2 separate regions of the Homo sapiens genome follow, and region 2 is linked to region 1. A link is a loop called in an ENCODE intact Hi-C map of the cell type or tissue named here. Cell type or tissue: PC-3. All regions are shown on one strand. Each heading gives the region's core, and the rest is flanking DNA. Links, peaks and the distances in the headings are about the cores only. Region 1 overlaps SMURF2 (SMAD specific E3 ubiquitin protein ligase 2). Region 2 overlaps SMURF2 (SMAD specific E3 ubiquitin protein ligase 2).

Evidence for each region. A loop is a pair of places that touch in the nucleus more often than their neighbours do. Peaks named below come from ENCODE experiments on the same cell type or tissue, not always from the same donor. Only the 100,000 strongest peaks of a DNase experiment are listed, where the experiment ranks them.
Region 2: it touches region 1 in a loop (1.8-fold over the local background); 4 of 110 quality-filtered maps call a loop at or near these places.

The regions. Positions count from the first base shown.
Region 1 is chr17:64,537,992-64,543,336 of GRCh38, forward strand. It overlaps SMURF2 (SMAD specific E3 ubiquitin protein ligase 2), which reads right to left. Exons shown (of 19, transcript NM_022739.4): 19 at 4,291-5,345. Among named protein-coding and RNA genes, the nearest start is that of CEP95, 34 kb to the left of the region's middle. In PC-3, for the core only: no CTCF peak of the experiment used is centred there; a DNase peak (open chromatin) is centred at 2,590; H3K27ac peaks cover 825 bases.
Region 2 is chr17:64,600,020-64,605,402 of GRCh38, forward strand. The region is part of intron 2 of SMURF2 (SMAD specific E3 ubiquitin protein ligase 2); the gene reads right to left. Among named protein-coding and RNA genes, the nearest start is that of SMURF2, 60 kb to the right of the region's middle. RefSeq lists a silencer at 2,541-2,590. In PC-3, for the core only: CTCF peaks have their summits at 2,567 (motif pointing left) and 2,766; no DNase peak of the experiment used is centred there.

The sequences.
Region 1 (5,345 bases), core at 346-5,345:
ATAATCATTAGTCGTATTTGTGCTAAAGCAAGTAACAAGCCTTGTGTGAGCAGCCAGCTCCTGAAGTTTGTTGCTTTAAGTCAACAAAAATAATTAATTAAGAATTAGCACTTGAGGACAAAAAAATACTATATTATTTCTGATTCATGAGAGAAGAAAGGTGGGTGGTTATCAGAGGTGGGCCTCGGAGAACCTTGACAATACCATGTATGTGTAGACTTCATAACATGGCTGGACGATGAGAGACTATGCATTACGGCAGTTGGGTGCAGAGGCTCATGCCTATAATCCCAGCACTTTGGGAGGCTGAGGCGGGTGGATCACTTGAGGTCAGGAGTTCGAAACCAGCTTGGCCAAACCTGGTTTCCCTGGTTTAGTACAGAGATGGTGAAACCCTGTCTGTACTAAAAATACAAAAATTAGCTAGGCATGGTGGCACTCAGCTGAGGCATGAGAATCGCTTGAACTTGGGAGGTGGAGGTTGCAGTGAGCTGAGATTGCACCACTGCACTCCAGCCTGGGCAACAAAAGTGAGACTCTTTCTCAAAAAAATAATAAAAAATGCATTATGGTTTCTGTTGGTTGGCAGAAGATAGATAGATAGATAGATAGCAGTGAGAAGAGATAGATAGATAAAGGGTGGAAAGCCAGGCTGTCATTCAAAGACGCATTAGTGACTTGAGGTGGGAAGGAGGCATGATGATGGGTTTCAAGTGGGCAAGAGTGCACCAGCCTCATATCTGGTATGGAGGAATACGAGGAAAAAAAACCCACTTGGGGGCGGCGTCATCAATGAAAAGGGAAGGCTACACTTCTTTTAAGCTAGAGGAAGCTTCAGAGCAGTTGAGGATATGGGGACTTGGAAGCCAGGGAGTGGCAGAGAGAGGCTTCCATTAGAGCATAGAGAGTGCTGTGCGGATGAGTGTATGTATGATGAGAGGCCAGGAGGCCTGAAGCAGTGAAAACTGACCTAGAGAGAAGACATCTGGATCAACTGCTGTGGTTCCAAGTGCTGAGCTCTTGGAATGGAAACTGGCAGAAGGGTGGGCCACCAGGCAGGCGGGAGCTTCCAGCGGGGAAAGGCTTGATGGACTGGGTGTGTCTGGAGCACAGTAAATGACATACAGACCCCTGTGATGTGTTGTGACAATTCAGCAAGCACAGGTGAATGGAAAGGACAGGAAATGCACAAGATGAGGCTAGATACGCAAGAGCTGGAACATAAGTTCTAAAAAATGTTAAGCAGAAGATAAAGTAGATCTAGATAGCCATAAAATACTGAGTAAAAAAGTTTTAGACTACAAAATACGCAGTTTTATAGAAAAAAACATGGTATGAGTGGGTATTATACATATGATGCAATATAAATATGATACAGAAAAGATCCGGAAGCATGGCAGATGTGACTCTTGAGTGGTAGATTATATAATACCATTAGATCTGTTAACACAAGCCTAACGATGCTTTTATTATGATTTTTTTTTAAATGTAAAATATTTTAGGAAGACTGAAGTTGCTAGTTCTGGTGATTGGTGGGAACTGGTGCTCTTTACCAAGCTAAAAAGTAACCAGGAATAAACAACAAGAGAAAGAATTTATGAGAGAATTGGTCAGGGAAGGAATAGGATTGCTCAGCAAAGGTCAGAAAATAGGAGACAACATATTTTTGAAAAATCAAAAGCAAATAAAGATCACTTCACCAGACTAGCTTAGCAAGCAGAGGACAGTGCGATTCAAGTGCTGTGGATTGTGTGCATCAAGCCAGTCAGCGTGGAGCAGCCCAGGAAAGATTCATCACAGTCATGCATTTGGAAAGTCCTGTGGGGGGTGTTACAGAGTGAGGTGCTTGGTATTAGAACTAAATGCCTCATCTATCATAAGGGACTAACCAGACAATATTTAAAATTAATGAAAAGCCCTGCCTGGCCAACATTAGTGAAACCCCATCTCTACTAAAAATATAAAAATTAGCCGGGCATGGTGGCGCATACCCTGTAATCCCAGCTACTTGGGAGGCTGAGGCATGAGAATCGCTTGAACCTGGGAGGTGGAGGTTGCAGTGAGCTGAGATTGTACCACTGCACTCTAGCCTGGGCAATGGAGCAAGACTCCTACCAAAAAAAAAAGCATTAAGAATACTTAAGTGGGGAGGAGAAACATCTTAGGTTCCCTTGCCAATCCCACAGACTGCACCACAGCGTGGTGGTGCTCACCTGTAGTCCCAGCCACTTGGGAGGCTGGCATAGGATCAACGTGAGCCCAGGAGTTTCAGGCTACAGTGCACCATGACTGCGCCTGTGAAATAGCTACTGCACTCCAGCCTGGACAACACAGTGAGACCACAAACACACATTCAAGTCTGGGATTCAGGGCCTTGCTGAGGTGGGTATTTACTCATGTGCTCCCATCATGACTGACTTTGCTGTACATAAATTGAGCTTTGAGCACTTAAGTTTGAACTTGGCCCACAGTGAGACACAGACTAGAAGCATGACTTTGGAAGTTCACTTTCTAACCACCATGCAAAGCTATATGGCTATCAGCTAGTACAGAGCCTGGCATGTAGCAGGAGCATAGTAAATATTTGTTGAATGAGCAGCAGACAAGTCACATTTAGGGCAGATACCTTTTAAGTAAAATTTAAAATCTGGTCTGTCTAGTTTGCTACGAATGTTAACATAGGAATGTAAAGTAACACTTCTCCTGCGTGATTACCTCCTTTATCCTGTTACTAGGCTCTTGTTCTGTTGCATATATCTTATTGTGTGTATATATATATATATATATATATATATATAGTAAGCATTTGGTATATGAAGTACAAATCAATGCAGTGGGTAACATGGTTAACCTTCATTACAATGAAGGGACAAACTTCAGGTTAAACTTCTGATCATTAGTCAAATCAAACTTGGATAATTTGTAGACTATTATAATACTAAAAAACAAAAAATTGTTTTTGAGACAAGGAAGGTCTCAGTCTGTTGCCCAGGTTGGAGTACAGTGGCTCAATCATGGCTCACTGCAGCCTCGGCCTCCCAGGGCTCAAACAATCCCCCCATCTCAGCCCCACCTCCAGTAGCTGGGACTATCAGCCACGTGCCACTGCGCCCAGCTAGTTTTCATATTGTTTGTAGAGATGGGGTTTCGCCATGTTGCCTAGGCTGGTCTCAAGCTAGGCTCAAGAGATTCACCTGCTTTGGCTTCCCAAAGTGCTGGGATTACAAGCGCAAGCCACAGCACCTGGCCTAATTTTTTTTTTTTCTTTTCCTGAGACAGAGTCTTGCTCTGTTGTCCAGGTCGGAATGCAGTGGCGTGATTTTGGCTCACTGCAACCTCTGCCTCCTGGGTTCAACTGATTCTCCTGCCTCAGCCTCCCAAGTAGCTGGGATTACAGGCGTCCACTACCACACCTGGCTAATTTTTGTATTTTTAGTAAAGAGACGGGGTTTCACCATGTTGGCCAGGCTAGTCTTGAACTCCTGACCTCGTGATCCGCCCATCTCAGCCTCCCAGAGTGCTGGGATTACAGGCGCGAGCCACTGCACCCGGCCAAAAATCTTTAATGTACTAAAACTTTATAAATTTTAGATAAAACCAGTAAACACAGCAATGAGGGACAAAGCAAAACAAAAATATTCAAAAGAATATTAAAGCATATAAACAAAAGCATGCTCACCCTTTGAACTTTAATACACTGCTACTACTTACACATTTCCCAGGTGTTCCCTTCTGTTGTACCCTATGCTGTGTAGACTTACACAGACCATATTCATTCCTTTTCTATCCATAGAGTTAGCTGGACTTTAGTCCACTATCATTAATACAGTAGTGAATTATAAACCTTAAAATCCACAGCTTCTAGAAAAAATACAATTGATTTCTCCTTTTCATTTTGAGAATTTTACTGCTCGACATACCAAGGTAGGGCTGGCAAATATGAGCCCCTGTCATAGGCCTGCCCTACAGAGCGGAGATGTATTATAGCAAAGATGGTTGCAGACTGGTGACAGGACCAAGATGCTCTTCCCCACTAGCCCCTGACCCCCCTCAGAAATCCACCTATGCGGTACCCCCAACAGGTACTACCAACTGAGCAGTCACCACGGCCGGAGAAAACGGGCACCTTCCCTGCTCTGCGAGGAGACAGAAAGCTGAGCTCTGCAACATGACAGAGGCATCAACTCAGGATGGCATGTGTTCTTGAACTTTTCATTTTGTGACTCATGTTGTCACCCTCCATAGAGCCAACCATAAATGTTTTCAAAACGATTCATTACAAACTCAATATTCTTTAAAAACGTTGATGCTGTGACAGTGCAAACAGCATTGATTTTATTGCTCGACTTCGGCATGGGCACATACATAGTTAATTTTTAAAAACCATTTATACAGATGTTACTGATAAAGCTCATGTAACAAATGAATGAAAATACAAAGAATATCAAAGCTAAAACACTCTGTAATAAATACAAATACAATGAAAATGATAAAACTTTGTTTTTAAAGTCAGTCTGAGAGAAGAATATTACATAAAGTGAACTAATTACATCTAGAAATAAAACAACTCAGCATTTGGAACAATCATCCTAACATGTTAAATACCACAAATGGCACCCGTTGACTGTACGCTTAGAAAACAAGCAGAAGGAGCCACTCTCCCAAACTAAGGATGGTTGGAACAGCCTCTAACTCCCAACAATCCAATCAGTCCAATGCACTGGAAATTCAAAGCCCAGATTTAGTGTTGTAAAGTAAAGCGAATTACATTGTATTTGAAAGAAGAGAATCTTGTGCTCCGGACTGTAAATACATGAAAGAAAAAAAGGCTTGGTAAAAAACCCATTCGGGGCAACAAACTATGTGCAAAACAAAATGTACACTATACACTATACACTATGCACTATTTAAAAACTACACCAAGATACAAGGCCCTCTGAGGCAAGACTTACCTCTCTGTACTGCCTATGAGCTCTACAAAGGAATCTCTGTTCATAACTAAGCATTCATGATGGAAAGGCAAGAGTATGAAAACAGATATCACATATCTGAAATAACAATACAGCTAGAGGGAAGACAAGAAAAAACCAGTTAAGAGGGACATGGAAATAAATATTCACATTAAACATGAGGTGCAAGTCCATGGTTCAATAATACATTGGGGGTTTTTGCTTAGCACCTATTTGGAAGTAATCGGGTAATGTAACTTTGAAATGGAAATCTAAATCATGTTTTTATATATGTTGGTGATAACATAGACTGTTATGGAGAGTAATTTCTTTTTTTTTTTTTTTTGGGCGGGGACGGAGTCTCACTCTTGTCGCCCAGGCTGGAGTGCAGTGGTG
Region 2 (5,383 bases), core at 67-5,066, 62 kb after region 1:
ATAACAGGGAGCCATTTCAGGTTCTTGAGCATGGCTGTAACTACAGTCATATTTTTCTATCAGTGGTATTCAGGGCCCACTAGGAGAAAGAAAGACTAGAGGCAGACCATATATGAAGCTGTTGTAATTATCCAACAGTAGGATGAAAAGACCCTGAATGAGGGAAGTCATGTGGAAAGGGAAAGGAAATGACAAGAGAGCTATTCTGAAAGATCTAATACAAATTAATAAGAAACTTGTATCAAAGATGACAATACAGTTTTCAGCCCAAAGCAATAATGAAAATGATTCTTTTGACAAAAATTTAAAAGGTGGAACTAAAAATGTTAGAGAGACAAAAATGTCACTTCATGTGTTAGACATTGGGATAGAGTAGATTTCCTGTGGACAGCTGAAAATACTAGAACAAAACAGCGTTAAGTGTTGGTGACTGGAGAAATTTTGCATGTTGGTATCAATGCTAATTTTTTTAAGATACTAATTTGCCAAGTTTCAAGGACAGACAAATCACCTATCAGTTCCCCAATTCTATGATTCTGTGATCTATCGCTTCCAAATAATAAAGGAGGACCAAAATTTAGGCGTTAAGTTTCAAAGAAACTTGGTAAGTTAGGGTATTAAATCTATTTGACTATATTGTTCTTGAAGCTGAGTGCTATGCATAGTATTTCAGTAACACCTAACCATTTATAAATGTGTTCAATGGAAGAATGTTTTTACCTCCACCCTCAATAAATGAAGATTTCCTCCTGGGAAGAATTCACTCTATCTTGTTATTTTCACTCTACTATTTAAATAAATAAACATATAAATGTGTATTTATGAGCAAAAACAAAAAAATCACATTTCTAAACTTTCCCTTTGGGTGTTATTAAACTAGTTGAAGAATTAAGTCTCTCTGGTTTCTTGCTTTTTTAAAAAAATAAAATGAAAAAGAATTAAGGACTGGCCAGACACAGTAGCTCACACCTGTAATTTCAGCACTTTGGGAGGCTGAGGCGAAAGGATCACTTGAGCCCAGGAGTTTGAAACCAGCCTGGGCAACATAGTAAGACCACCCCCCATCCCCCACAAAATAATTTAAAAGTTAGCCAAGCATGGTGGCATACGTCTGTAGTCTCAGCTACTCAGGAGGCTAAAATGGGAGGATTGCTTGAGCCTGGGAGGCCGAGGCTGCAGTGAGCCATGATCATGCCACTGCACTCCAACCTGGTTGACAGAGCAAGACCCTATCTCAGTGGAAAAAAAGATTAAGGATTAAGAAAAACAACAGCTGACAAAGGACTAATATCCAGAATCTATAAAGTACTCAAACAAATCAGCAAGAAAAAATCAAACAATCCCATCAAAAAGTGGGTTAAGGACATCAATAGACAATTCTCAAAAAAAGATATATCAACAAGATAGGCCAATAAGCATAATGAAAAATGCTCAGCATCACTAAGTATCAGGGAAATGCAAATCAGAACTATAATGCGATGCCACCTCACTCCTGCAAGAATGGCCATAATCAAAAAATTTAAAAATAACAGATGTTGGCATGGATGCAGTGAAAAGGGAACACTTTTACACGGCTGGTAGTAATGTAAACTAGTACAACCACTACGGAAAACAGTGTGGAGATTCCTTAAAGAACTAAAAGTAGATCTACTGTTTGATCTAGCAATCCCACTACTAGGTATTAACCCAGAGGGAAAGAAGTCATTATACGAAAAAGATACTTGCACACGCAGGTTTGTAGCAGCACAACTCACAATTGCAAAAATACTGAAGCAGCCCAAACACCTATCAATCAACGAGTGGGTAAAGAAATGTGGTGTGTGTGTGTGTGTATATGTGTGTGTGTATATATATGTTTATATTATATAATTATATATGTATATATTTATATATAATTATATGTGTGTGTATATATATATATACACACCTACATATACACACACACACACCACATATACATACATACACCATGGAATACTACTCAGCCATTAAAAAGAAATAATCACAGCAACCTGGATAAAATTGGAGACTATTATTCTAAGTGAAGTAACTCAAGAATGGAAAACCTAACATCGTATGTTCTCAGTCACATGTGGGAGCTAAGCTATGAGGATGCAAAGGCGTAAGAATGATATACTGGACTATGGGGACTGGGGGAAAGGGTGGGGGTAACAGGGGATAAAAGACTATACACTGGGTACAGTGTACACTGCTTGGGTGATGGGTCCACCAGAATCTCAGAAATCACCACTAAAGTACTTATTCATGTAATCAAACACCATCTGTTCCCCCAAAACTTATTGAAATAAAAAAATAAAATAATAAAAGAAAAACAATTTTTTCCATACAAAATGTGGCTTCCAGATCCTTAATTAAGTAGGAAAGTCACAGCCTTTTATGTTCCCTTTCTGTTAAATAACACAGTAAACAAAAACACCAGTTCAATACCTTAATAAAAAAATACATAGGTTTCAACTTAACCTGATTATATTATTCTCCAAAAATTTAACTTGAGAGCCAAGTTACTCCCATGTGGTCAAAAACTATCAGGTTTTCTGAAGTTAGTGAGACATCTAGTGGTAAACACAAAGTGGCTAGAGAACTTTCTGCATTTTAAAAAATTTCTCAGCCAGGCACAGTGGCTCACGCCTGTAATCCCAGCACTTTGGGAGGCCGAAGTGGGTGGATCACGAGGTCACGAGTTCAAGACCATCCTGGCTAACACGGTGCAACCACATCTCTACTAAAAATACAAAAAATTAGCCGGGTGTGGTGGCACATGCCTGTAGTCCCAGCTACTCAGGAGGCAGAAGCAGAATTGCTTGAACCTGGGAGGCGGAGGTTGCAGTGAGTCGAGATCGCGCCACTGCACTCCAGCCCGGGTGTCAGAGACAGACTTTGTCTCAAGGGAAAAAAAAAATTTTTTTTTGTCTCAATTCTCCCCCATCATTTCTGAGACATGTAAAATAGCTAAAGCTCAAAAACCTCCTTACTACACAAATGCACTTGAAAAGCTGCAAATAATAATAAAATAACATTTTCAACTCAAAAGTGTGCTACCTTCCAAAGAAAACAGCTTCATTTTCAATTGGGCCAAGAAAAAAAAAAAACATACACAACATTTAGCCAACCCATCTTGGTTTTAAATGACTTCAATTTGGCCCCCTATAAAACACCTTATTACCTTACACAGAAATCTTTTTTAAAATGTTGCAGAAGAACAAATCTAAATGAAAACATTCCTTTTCATATAAAAAATACACATAAAACAGATAATGAAGGCAGGGCACAGTGGCTCATGCCTGTAATCCTAGCACTTTGAGAGGCCGAGGCAGGCGGATCACATGAGGTCAGGAGTTCGAGACCAGCCTGGCCAACATGGTGAAACCCCGTCTCTACTAAAAATACAAAAATTAGCTGGGTGTGGTGGCACATGCCTGTAATCCCAGCTACTCGGGAGGCTGAGGCAGGAGAATTGCTTGAACACGGGAGGCAGAGGTTGCAGTGAGCCGAGATCACGCCACTGCACTCTAGCCGGGGGACAGAGCAAGACTCCGTCGGGGGAAAAAAAAAAAAAAAAACATAATGAATAAATGGGTAAATATGTGATAAAGTTAATGGTAGAATCTAGATGGTGGGTCTTTACTATAAAATTATTTTATCTGTTGCTTTATGTTTGAAATTTTTCCTGCTAAAATTCTGGGGGAAAGGGGAAGTGACTTATTTTTAAAAGCCAATAAGCTTGAAAACAGTTCAAAAACATGAGTTAAAAAAACTTTTCTCAACAAGGATAGCGCCCAATAAACAGTATTACCTCACATACAAATTACTCTTCAAAAGACAACACATGGCAGTGTATTTTTTCCTGCGATGAAAAATATATATCTATTTCATCACCCTATAGTCGTACTTTGTATTAAAATTTGCTTTTCTCATTCAATACAATTTTAACTGAATCGCAAGCAAAAACTTAACTATATTTTACTATTAATAACTGCACTGATCAATAAACACACATTCATTTATATTTAATTGAAGAATTTAGGAATTACTGTCTCTGAAATTAATGTGGGCAACCCTTAACAGGTCAAAAATCTGTATAAGTATACATGTAAATCTACCACAGAATGGACCTGCGACCTTGGCCAGTGTGAACCTGGGAGGTAACTTCCATTCCTGGCTAACTCCCCTCTGAAGCCCTAAGGATTACCATTCCTGTTTCTCTTTCCAGGCCATCAAGAGTCTCCCATTCTAAGTTTTAAAGATAATCACACTGTTTCCCCTAATCTTATCCCTAAAGCAAGTTCACACTCTTAGAATTTTTATCAATTTTTACTGCCTACACCCATGAAAAAGGGAAAAGATTTCCTTCTTTCTTTCACTTACAATTTAAGGACAAAGATCATATAAGGGTTAACAATCAGCTCTCAAAGGTTTATAAAACATTAATATATGATTCCTCTAGATATCCTAGGAAAAATGAGGTAAGAATATCTGGATATTTTATTAGAGAAGCTGTGTCTTGGGACTCGAGAGGAAGGAAATTTGAAAAGGAAAGCTGGGAGACAAAACTGAAGATTTTATCTTCAAAACCAGAGCAGATGTCTTGGAGAGTGCAGAAGCAGCTGTAAGAGTGCTCCTCTCAGCCGGGCGCGATGGTTCATGTCTATAATCCCAGCACTGTGGGAGGCCAAGGCAGGAGGATCACGAGGTCAGGCATTCGAGACCAGCCTGACCAACATGGTGAAACTCCGTCTCTACTAAAAATACAAAAATTAGGCAGGCGTGTTGGCGTGCACCTGTAATCCCAGCTACTCAGGAGGCTGAGGCAGGAGAATCGCTTGAACCCGAGAGGTGGAGTTTGCAGTGAGCCGAGATCACACCACTGCACTCCAGCCTGGGCAACAGAGTGAGACTCCGTCTAAAAAAAAAAAAAGGAAAAGTGCTCCCCTTACTTCCCTCCCTTTTCTCCTTGTCCAACCCTATTTGCCACTTTGCAAGCCCACTAGTATAAATCCTACCTTAGATCAACCTTATCAAAGGTTAAAAAAAAAAAAGTACACCTCAGTTAGTAGCAACAGGGATGAGGTAGGAAGTGAGCAGCAGCCTGAGACAGATAACAGTGATTGGAGGCAACAGGGAGAGATGGGAAGTTCTGTGGCCATTGGGACCTTCCACTGTGACAAGCTTCTGGCGAGAAGGCACATGGTACATAAATTTAAACTGCTTATAATTTGCGTCCTATGTTCCAAATTATCCTATTTGCTTTCTCATATAAGCAGAAAGATAACCATAAACATTTATAACTATATAGTTTTATAAGATGTTATTTTATAAACTTTAATTCAGGTTCTGCTCTACAAAAACTCAAAATAATAAAATT